2 separate regions of the Mus musculus genome follow, and region 2 is linked to region 1. A link is a loop called in an ENCODE intact Hi-C map of the cell type or tissue named here. Cell type or tissue: heart. All regions are shown on one strand. Each heading gives the region's core, and the rest is flanking DNA. Links, peaks and the distances in the headings are about the cores only.

Evidence for each region. Peaks named below come from ENCODE experiments on the same cell type or tissue, not always from the same donor. Only the 100,000 strongest peaks of a DNase experiment are listed, where the experiment ranks them.
Region 2: a loop joins it to region 1, with 6 times the contacts of the local background. A loop is called at or near these places in 20 of 42 quality-filtered maps.

The regions. Positions count from the first base shown.
Region 1 is chr3:96,545,053-96,550,429 of GRCm38, reverse strand. No RefSeq gene overlaps it. Among named protein-coding and RNA genes, the nearest start is that of Txnip, 10 kb to the left of the region's middle. In heart, for the core only: CTCF peaks have their summits at 2,876 (motif pointing left) and 4,673 (motif pointing left); no DNase peak of the experiment used is centred there; H3K4me3 peaks cover 324 bases; H3K27ac peaks cover 1,449 bases.
Region 2 is chr3:96,706,331-96,711,707 of GRCm38, reverse strand. Nudt17 (nudix (nucleoside diphosphate linked moiety X)-type motif 17) reads left to right here and starts at 3,148. Exons shown (of 8, transcript NM_030094.1): 1 at 3,148-3,380; 2 at 3,533-3,716; 3 at 3,899-3,924; 4 at 4,058-4,150; 5 at 4,408-4,506; 6 at 4,662-4,798; 7 at 5,180-5,340. The coding sequence starts at 3,189. The coding sequence ends at 5,339. It also overlaps a transcript of Polr3c not described here. In heart, for the core only: no CTCF peak of the experiment used is centred there; DNase peaks (open chromatin) are centred at 3,277, 3,547 and 4,507; H3K4me3 peaks cover 1,099 bases; H3K27ac peaks cover 672 bases.

The DNA of each region.
Region 1 (5,377 bases), core at 171-5,170:
TTTTAATTCAAAAAAGCATTTGTTGAACAAATTCCTGCACGCAGAGGCCCAATTCCCTCGGGTTGGAAGGACTGACTTCAGAAATCTTAAAGAGTAAGTGTAATTTCTGTACTGGGAGGCTGAGGCAGGAGAATTGCTAGAAGTTCAAGGCCAGTTTGGGACAGAGTGAACCCTTGTCTTAAAACAGGAATTCAAAAGAAGGATCGCAAATGGAGAGGCAGTATCTCAGTTTGTAGAGCACTGCCTACCATGAATGAAGTCCTGGCTTCGATCTCCAGCACCAGAGTAGACCTGTTGGCCTATGCCTGTCATCCTAGCACTTGGGAGATGGGAGGCAAAGAGTCAGAGTTCAAGGGCATCCTCTGAGTTCTAGGGCAGCCTGGACTTCAGAACTATTTTAGCTTCTAGATTCTAGCCTAATCAGCTAATGTAACTTAGGTTGGCTTTGAAAAAGTAGTGATTCCCCTGCCTCCACCTCCCAACCACTACAATAAGAAATATAAGGCACATTTTTTTTTTTAAAATATAGCAGTGGTTTTCAACGCTCCTAATGCTGCGACCCTTTATATAGTTCCTCATGCTGTGGTGACGCCCAACCATAAAATTATTTTTGTTGCTACTTCATAGCTGTAATTTTGCTATTGTTATGAATTGTAATGGAAATGTCTGTGTTTTCGATAGTCTTAGGCAGCCTCTATAAAGGGGTCATTCAATACTCAAGTGGGTTGGGACCCACAGGTTGAGAACTGCTGGCATAGCCCACTGTGCACCCTTCTGATTGTCTGTAGACTTGGCTGTGACAGAAGCAGGACTGTGGATTTCCTCATGAAGAGAAAATACCGCCCCCCCCACCCCCCATGGCCTCTTTCTGTTTCAGATGATTTAATTTTAGCACAGGGCCTCCAGAGCTCACAGAGAGTGGGGTGAGGGGAAGAGAGACCGGAGACTGATGAACTTAATTTAAAAAGACATAAAGAATTGTGTTCGTTGTATAAGTATTTTGGCTGCACGTATGCATAAGTACCATGTACATGACTGGTGCCTAAAGAAACGTACTGTTTGTATGCTACTAAAAGTAATAAACAAACAAACAAACAAACAAAACAACCAAACATTGACTGGCTATGGTGTGAATTGGATTTCCTGAAACTAGTGATGCACACCTTTAATCCCAGCACTCAGAAAGCAGAGGCAGTTGGATCTCTCTTAGGTTTGAGTTCCAGGAAAGCCAGGGCTACATAGAGAGACCCTGTCTCAAAAAACCAACAACTACATGTGTAATTGATAAGTCTGTGATGGTGGCCTTTACATGGAGTCCCAGCAGAGGTGGAGGCAGGGGGATCACCTCTTGTTGGCAGCCAACCTAAGCTAAGTTTCAGAGCGGGCTCCAGGCTCCAGTGTAAGACCTTGGTTAAAACAAACAAACAAGTCGGGCTGTGGTGGCGCACGCCTTTAATCCTAGCACTTGGGAGGCAGAGGTAAGCCGATTTCTGAGTTCGAGGCCAGCCTGGTCTACAAAGTGAGTTCCAGGACAGCCAAGACTACAGAGAAACCCTGTCTCGAAAAACAAAAAACAAACAAATATGTACATATGACTTAGGTTAATGCTTCAAGGTAGGAGATGCTCTATATTAAAGACAGGTGCATGAAACCCTTGGTCTTAAAGACACTGGTTCTATGAACTAATCACAGAAAATGTTCTCAAGACAGCCTTGATATGTGTGGATAAAGACACTTTGTAATATTAAATCATGTGTGTGTGTGTGTGTGTGTGTGTCTGTCTGTCTGTCTGTCTGCCTGTCTGCTGTTTGGTTTTGCTTGTTTGTTTAAGGAAAAAAAAAAAAAAGGATCTCTTGCTCCACAGGCTCACCTTCACCTTCACTTGCCACGTAGTAGAGGCTGGCCTTGAACTCCTGACTCTTCTGCCTGCTAATCATTAGGAACTTAAGTGCACTCCACCATACTAGGCCAGTTATTTATTTATTTTGTTACTTGTTATTTTTAGTGGCACACAAACAATAGGTTTCATGATGACATTGGTATAACAAGATATGACACATATCTTGTTGTATACCCACTACTGTTCCTTGTCTGGGCTCCTCTCCTTCTTCCACATAGGCCCCCTTCTGCTCTCATCTCATTAATACACATGCATACACACACACACACACACACGCACACACACACACACAGACAGACTGTACATACAAGAGGCCATACATGAGTTTTATTTCAGGAAACATGTAGTTTCACTGCTATGTGGTGGTGATAAATACTTCGTCCTGAGAATGGGCAGGAACTGAGCAGTCTTGGCTTCTAAAGCTCTGCCGTTGTCCTGTTCCACGTTGCTGCTAGTTTCCTGACACTGATTTTGAGAACAGTGATTACACAGCCTTTCTCCCTGAGATGGAGGACGAAACCTGTTACGATGCATGGATGGATAGAGTAGGGAGGGAGGTGTTGCCTTGGTCTGTGAAGAGATTGAAGCCTCAAGTTTCAAGGGTCAGTGTAGTGGTGCACACTTTAATGCCAGCACTCAAGAGGCAGAGGCAGGAGAAACTGTGAGTTCTAGGCCAGCCGTGGCGACAGTGTAAGCACCTGTCTTTAAAACAGGGTTGGCGGTAACAGGGGAGGACTGGAGATGTGATGGTGACTGAGGGGGGACTGGGGAGGACGGCTGAAGATGGAGATTATGTGTTCAAGCCAAGGTAGAAATGTCTCACTCCCAAATGAGATGCAATGTAGTTAAGAATTACGTTGCGTGGAGTTGGAGAGACGGTTCAGGGATTAAGAGTATTGCTGCTCGGGCAGAAGACAGGAGTTGTGTTCGCATAGACAACTGTGTTGTTCCCGCATCCAACCAGTGACCTCTGCTGGCCCCCAGCGGAATTACATTCACATCCAAAAACTCACAGTCAAGACGTCCACAAAATTTAAAGAAAATATTTTAAAACTCTTCTTTAAATCATCAAGATAAATATAAAAATGTTAAAAATAAAAACTTTTTAAAAATTACTCTATGTTACGTGCGTTCAGAAAGCAGCCCTCCTCAGGCCCCTCTCCTGAACGGTTCTCAGCTCCCAGCGCTTTCATCCAGCGTCCTGGTGCGCTTTCTATTGCTGGGATAAGCACCTTGACCGAAAGCTACTCGGGAAAGAAAGGGTTTCTTTCAGCTTACATTTATAGTCCATCACTGAGGGAGGGCAGGGCAGGAAGCTGGAGGGAAGACTCAAGCAGAGGCCATGAAGAAACAGTGCTGAGGGCTTGCTCCCCATGGCTTGCTCAGTCTGCTTTCTTATACCACTCAGGGCCACGTGCCCAGGGCTGGCATCGCCCACGTCAGTTATAATCAAGAAGATGTCCTGCTGACTTGCACACAGACCAATCCAATGGAGGCATTTTCTCAATTGAGGTTTGTCCTTCCCGTTTGACTCTGGATTGTGTCAAGTTGACAAGAACTGACCACTACATCTGTTTGCTTTGTTTTGTTTTTATTTTTTCTTTGCTGATGCTAGATTAGGTTAATGCCTCATTGTAGGAATGGGCTGAAATGTATCTCTGTCCATTTCTTGATATATCTCATTTGATGTGTTTTGTCTGTTTTAGATAGGGTCTCACAATGTGGCACAGGCTAGCCTGGAACTTTAGTTCTGTCTTCTAAAGAAAAGAAGAAAATAAAACTATATATGTGTATGTATGAAATAAAACATATTAGCTTAGGACCTTGTATAGTGGCACAGGCTTTTAATCCCAGACAGAGGCAGGAAGCTGTCTGTGTATCCCTGGCTGTCCTCAAACTCACTCTGTAGACCAGGCTAGCCTTGAACTTACAGAGATTCAACTGCCTCTGCCTCCAAAGTGCTGGGATTAAAGGCATACAGTTTGTTCCTTTTCAATGAGGGTTACTTCTGAGTGTCAGGGGGATCTCCTTTATGGGTTGATATGATCATGAGTCACCCGGATATGTTCAGTGACTGAGAATCCACAGCTAACCTGTAAGATGAGCATTGATCTCTGCGTTTTTAAGCATCTGCAGCAAAAATTCAACAATGGTTTCAGCCAATGACTGAGCAGGCCTCAAGTCTAACCAGAAAACAGTTTGTTACTCCCTAAATAGCCACGACGCTATTGTAGTAGAGTCTGCATCTTACTTAGAAGGTCAGTGTTGTAGATGCAGGGTCCAGCATGAGACCTTGGATGTCATTTCTTCCACAGTGGCCTGCCTGCTGCCTCCTGGCACCATGGAAGCTAGAAGTTTGCTGCTCAGTTCTAGATTGATGTCTCCATGGTGTGCAACCAGGATGTACGATGTCTTCAGTATTGCTGTGTGACCAAGAGCCACGGCAGTGTCTGTTTCACTGGGGTGGAGTGGAGGCTCAGACACTCTTTTAGAAGTTGATTTTTTCTCACTGGGTGGTGACGGTGCACGCCTTTAATCCCAGCACCTAGGAAATAGATGCTGGTGGATCTCTGAGTTTGAGGCCAGCCTGGTCTACACAGTGAATTCCAGAAGAGCCACAAAAGCTGTCAGGAAGGAAGGAAGGAAGGAAGGAAGGAAGGAAGGAAGGAAGGAAGGAAGGAAGGAAGGAAGGAAGGAAAGAAAACAAAAAAGAAAAGCAGAGTTGCCAGTCTTCTTTGGGTAACTTTTTAGTCATTAGTGCCACCTGCTGACAATTTGTAAAAGTGGAAAGTCAGAATTACTGGTCACAGGTGTGCGTGTGTGTCTGTGTGTGTGTTTGTGTCTGTGTGTGTGCATGCTCAGTTTTTGCTTTAAAAAACTGTAGACCCTTTTATTGGATATGATTTTGAGAATGACCCACTCTGGAGAATGAAAATGGATCTTGTGATAACAGTAAAGTAGCAAGCATACCCAGGCAGTGGTGACACACCTTTAACCCAGCACTTGGGAGGCAAAGGCGGGCTGAGCTCAAGGTAAGCCTGGTCTAGAGAGTGAGCTCCAGGACAGCCAAGGCTACACAGAGAAACCCTGTCTTGAAAAGCTACATAAAATAACTGTTCTATTTTCTTTCCCTGCCATTTTGCGATTTTCCTAAGTTTGTTTGAACGCCCCATTTTTTTTTCTAGCCCATTCACCAAAGGAAGAGGAAAATGTGGACCAACATTTTTCTTGTTTCTTGTTTTTGTTTTGTTTTGAGATGGTATTTCTCTGTGTAGCCCAGGCTGTCCTGAACTCACTCTCTAGACCAGGCTGACCTGGTTCTCACAGAGCTCTGACTTCCTTTGCCTCCCGAGTTTTGTGATCAGAGGTGTGGGCCACCGTGCTGGGGTTTCCCCACCCCCTTTAAATGGCAACTTTATTTAGGTGTACTTGATTCAGAGTAAGTTGCACACATTAGCAGGGTGTAACTTTATGAGT
Region 2 (5,377 bases), core at 252-5,251, 160 kb before region 1:
CAGGATCCTCCTGAGTGCTGGGATTAAAGGCGTACACCACCATGCCCAGCTCGGCTGCAGATTCTTGTACTGACCCCCTATTCCTGACTTTCCCAGAGGCTCATGATAGACCTGAAAGAGTGTATTCTCCTCTCATCAAGTCCTCACAGTATGAGGAACCCTAAATAAATGAGAACAATCATAAATTATATGTATCTGTTCTTAGCAAGAAGTCAGCTAGGGGTCAGCACGATAAGGAGACGAGCTACTGGGTACAATACTGCTCAGGCATGAGAACATGAGGTCAGATGCTCAGGAGTGTGTGCTGGGGACCCTAACCCTGGGAAATGGTCCTATCTCTGAAACTCATTGGCTAGCTCTGAAACAAATTGATGAGCTTCTGGTTCAGTGAGACCCTATCTCAACAAATGAGGCGCAGGGCCAGCAAGATGGATGGCTCAGTGGATAAAGGAGCTTACCACCAAGGCTGATGACCCAGCCCAGAATCCATATGGTAAAAGAGAAAAAACTAACAGTTTGTCTCCTAACCTCTATCTGGACACCATGGCACATAAATACACATAAATGTAAAAATAGTAAGGAAGCAATCAAGGTAAGATGCCCAAATATTGACTTCTGATCTGAACACACATGCTCACACCTATACAACACATATATACACCACACATACAAAAAGAAGTCCACCACAGCTGGGCATGAAGACACCTGTGATCCCACCAATAAGGATGACGGATGACTGCAAGGTCAAGGCCATCTCGGGCCTCTTGATGAGTTTCAGGCGAGTGGAGGCAATAGAGTGAGAACTTGTCTTAACAAAACACAAGTCAGCCAACCCCATGTTGAAACACCCCTGATTTACTCTTCTTTATGATAAAATATCGTGACCAAAGAACTTGGAGAAGACCCTTATCTGGCCTTACAGTTCCAGAGTGACCAAGCTAGCTCAGTCAACAGGTTCTTCAGGGCAGGAGCAAGAATTAAAGAGAAAAATGACAATTAGACAACACTGTAGCTTGACTCCAGCCAGTTCTCAGGCTGAGGCAGGTTTATTTTTTCCCAATCTGCTTTTGTAGCATTTTAATTACATGTAAGTAATAAGGTCAATTCTGAGTTAAAAAACAAGGCCATAAACAAAGTCCCCTGGTCACTGTTTCTAGGGCTCATCAGGGTGATCAAGACATCTGAGCCTACTTCCCTGTCCTAGCCCAAAATTATATTCTTGCCTGAAGCCTACTTCTTGTTCTAGCCAAAATCAGATTCCTGCCTGAGCTTACCTCCCTGTCCTGCCCATTATCAGATTCCTGCCAAGCGGCACCAAAAGCTCTCCACACAGAGAATCAGAGTTCAAGATTGTGGAATGAAGGCATGGTGGCAGGAGCCGGAAGCCTACCCCAGTGACATCCTCCAGCGAGGCCACACTTCCTAGTCCTCCCACATAGTGCCAGCAATTGGGAATCAAGTGCTCAAATGCCCAAGGGAAGCCGTGAAGCATCCCAGCCTCGCACACTTCTTCCTAAGCAACAATCCCACTTGCTTATGTCTTGTTCACCGAGTTGTAACATTTAACACATGTGCACACGGTGTACACAATGTCAAAGACTGCTGTGGAAGGAAGCAAAATACTCTTTGTTGTTGGTTTGGGGTTTTGTTTTGTTTTTGTGACATGGTCTTGCTCTATGGCTAAGCTAGCCTGGAACTCACTGTAGAGACCAGACTGGCCTCACACTTGCAACGGTCTTCCAGCTTCTGGTGCACATATACTAGGGTTAAAATGTGCACTGCACACCCCGCAAGAAAACCAGTGAGAGTCCATTAGAAAACTAAGTTTTTGCCCTTGCACACAGTTATCAATTGTGATAGCTTCCAGGTTAAGGATGGGGCATGTGTCTACTCCTCAGAGTCATCTGGCTTAGACCTGCACAGGTCCTGTGCATGTAGCCGTCCATAATCTGTGAGTTCATATGTGTGCCAGTCCTGCTGTGTCAGACAGCCTTGTTTGCTTGGTGTCCTCCACCCTCTCCAGCTCTATGATCTCCAGCTCCTCTTCCACAGAGTTTTCTGAGCCCTTAGGGGAGGGGTTTGATACAGAAATCCCATTTAGGACTGAGTGTTCCAAGGTCTCTCACTCTCTGCACATTGCCTAGTTGTGGGTCTCTGTATTTGTTCCCATCTCTGATGATGGCTGAATAGGACACAAACCTAAGAATATACCAGAATGTTGTTAGTAGTCATTTTATTGCCATGTTCCTTTAGCAGATTGTAGTATTTGGTTTCCCCACTAGGTCCATGGCTTACTGGGTCTCAGGTTCTTGGCCATCCCAGGAAGCACTGGGCGAAAACTCCAGCTCATGGAGTAGGCCTTGATTCCAATCAGACAGCGACAACCTGAGGTTCCCCCCTGGACTCACATTATGGAAAGAGGAAACCAACTTTTCTGACCTCCACAGCCTGCCATGGCTGGTGCATGCCCGCCCTTCCCCCACATTGACATAAATAAATGTGATTGGATATTTTAAAGGTAAAAGGTTGTGTCTGCCTTCAAGCTACTCACCATCACTTAATAAGCATGGATGCATGAGGCCCGGGGGTTTGAACCTCAGAACTGCACAAACCGGCCATGTGATGCAGAGGGACATGGAAGCCAGCTAGTCAAAAGGCCAGCCAAGATCAGTTTTGGCTACACACGTTTGAGGCTAGCCTGGGTTACAAGAGACCCTGCTTTATCTAAATAGATAGATAGATAGATAGATAGATAGATAGATAGATAGATAGATAGATAGATAGATAGATAGATAGATAGATAAGCAAGCCTGTTAGTGTATGACTTGGGAGCATAATTAATTTGAGGTGTTCCCTGCTGAGAGGTGAACAGAGGCTTAAGTGAAGGTCAGTCAGCCCTGGGCTGGTGGGGAATAACACGCCAGTCCAGAAATCATTCTGCCTGGAAATTACTGACCAAACAGAGAAGTCAGAAATAACTCTAAAGGAAGTGAGAAACTGGAAGATTTATTTGTGCTTTATGAACATTACACCCAGGGATTGTCCCCAAAAATTATCTAAATTTCCAAGCGGGACTAGAAAGCCTGGCTGGCGTGGGCCGGCCGGAAGCTGCACGCCTCCGCGAGCTGGGCCACCAGGGGGCGCCAGGCAAGCGGTGGCCAGAGCTGCGCGGTGACCAGAGCTGCGCGATGGCTGCCGCACGGTTGCTGTTGCGCCTCGCCGGGCGCCTGGAGTCAGTGAGCTTCACACAGAGCGTGTGTGGACTCCTGGGTGCGGGGCAGAGACCCGGGCCGTGGCACACGCATTGCAGCTTGGAGCGAGGACAGCTTGTCCTCTCTAGCAATCCATTCCCCGGCGCTTCGGAGAGGCTTCCAATCCAGGTTGGGACAGGGAACCAGCAGGGAACGTGAAGGCAGTTTGGGGATGGGACGGGGCGAGTGGCGACAGGCCAGCTCCCACCGTGGGCACCCTTAATTTATGGAAGTGCCATCCTGCTTCCGAAGTCTTAGCCCGGCCAAACCCCTCTTGTCAGAGACCTCTTTTCTGCCCTTTTGCGGCTCTGGACCAGCAGCCTGAGGTCTCCAAGACAGAGCCGCTCACAAATAGAGGTGTGGATCTGGGTGTGGCGGTCATTCTTCAGTCCAGTGACCAGACTGTACTGTTGACCCGAAGGACATGCACTCTCCGCATTTCCCCCAATCTGTGGGTCCCTCCAGGTGAGCACCTACGAACAGGGTCTATGGGAGACAGGTGCCCTTTCCCTCCACAATGTTATTGGGCAGTTTCATACAGTGGTGACCCAACGTCTGTGTCCATAACAGACTTCCTCTGCCCACTGGAGAATGGGGTCCCTGGTGGAAGACAACAACCGTTCACATTGGGCCCACTCCTCTTGCAGGTGGGCACATGGAACCTGATGAGGAGGTACCGGCCTGCCGACCCAACCAAGAAACCTGAGTGGAGTCACCTTGGGTGTGGGCTGAGGGAGGGAGGGACAAAGAAAAGGACTTGGTAGGTTGAGCTTTGGATACTCTGACCGGCTCCCTTTGACTTCCAGATACTGGAGTGTGGATTTCGAGAGCTCTGGGAAGAGTGTGGACTACAGCTGCCCAAGAACCAGTTTTCTTGTGTCCTTCTGGGGTTATGGGAGGTGAGACAGAACGACCCCCAAAGCCCATTGAATAATCCTTGCCTGCCTTGGGCACTGGGAAAAAGTGTGGATGGACTGGAGTCCCCAAGTCATAGCTCTCACTCATGTCCCCCTTACCTGTCACCTACCACCCACTGCTTTGGCTTTGGACCAGCATTTTGTCTTCCTAAAGCCTCTTAACAAAGTCTCAAAGATAGTCGGTTTCTCAATATGCTATATTGGCTTTGTCTGCTCTTGTTGATCTTTTTCTTCTTCAGTCTGCCTACCCTCCTAGGCTGAGCTGGGGCTTCCCCAAATACCATCACCTCATTCTCTACGTACTCGTGATCTCCCAGGAGTCCCAGGAGCAGCTCCAGGTAGGCTTGGCGGTAGGGAAGACGGGACATCTGGCCTGGCTGTGACTGTGAGTAGAAGGGGAGGGAATCAAGCACCAAGCTGCCCTGCCCTGCGCCTGCCTCCTCCCCACCTGTGGCCTCTCCCTTAAGTGAAGAATCAACATGTCTGACCCCAGGCCAGGATCCAAGTAAACCCAAATGAGGTGAATGCTTTTATGTGGCTGGGACCAGATGTAGCGGCAGCTGTGGTTGCCACAGAGGATGGGACAAGGACACCCGGACTTTTCTCCCAGGACCTACCACTCTCTGTCTGGTGAGAACTTTTCCTTTAGCTATCAGCATATGACATACATACATAAGCATGCGTGGGAGGGTGCAGTTTAGAGTTTCGTGTTGTGAAAGAGATTTAGGGAATGAGTTTGTCTACTGATAAATCAAAAGACCATCTGAGATCAAAGACTAAATGTTAAGGGTTTGTGCTCCGACTACTAGCTAGCATTGAAGACCTTGGTTTAAGCCCTTACTCTCCCATAGGACAGAGTCGCTTAAACCTCCTTGAATGTGTTTCCTTTCTGTCAAGTGAGGTTAACACTCACTTGCCTTCTGCAATACTTGGGAGGATTAAACGGCTCAATATACTAAAGTTCGTTGTAAGCTACAAGGCACAACCCAGACAGAAACTGTTATAATCCAGTGCAACCGAACTGAAGGACGATGGAGGAACCCAACCTCTGGTCCTGCCCATGCCCACACTCATGCGGACAACCCCAACCACAGCAGAGGAGGACAAAGAGAGGATCGGCGCTGGAACCAAGTTTGCCCTCCAGCTCTGGTTGCAACATCTGGGCAGATGAGGTAAGGACCGACTTGCGGGTAGCATAGTCTTGGTACC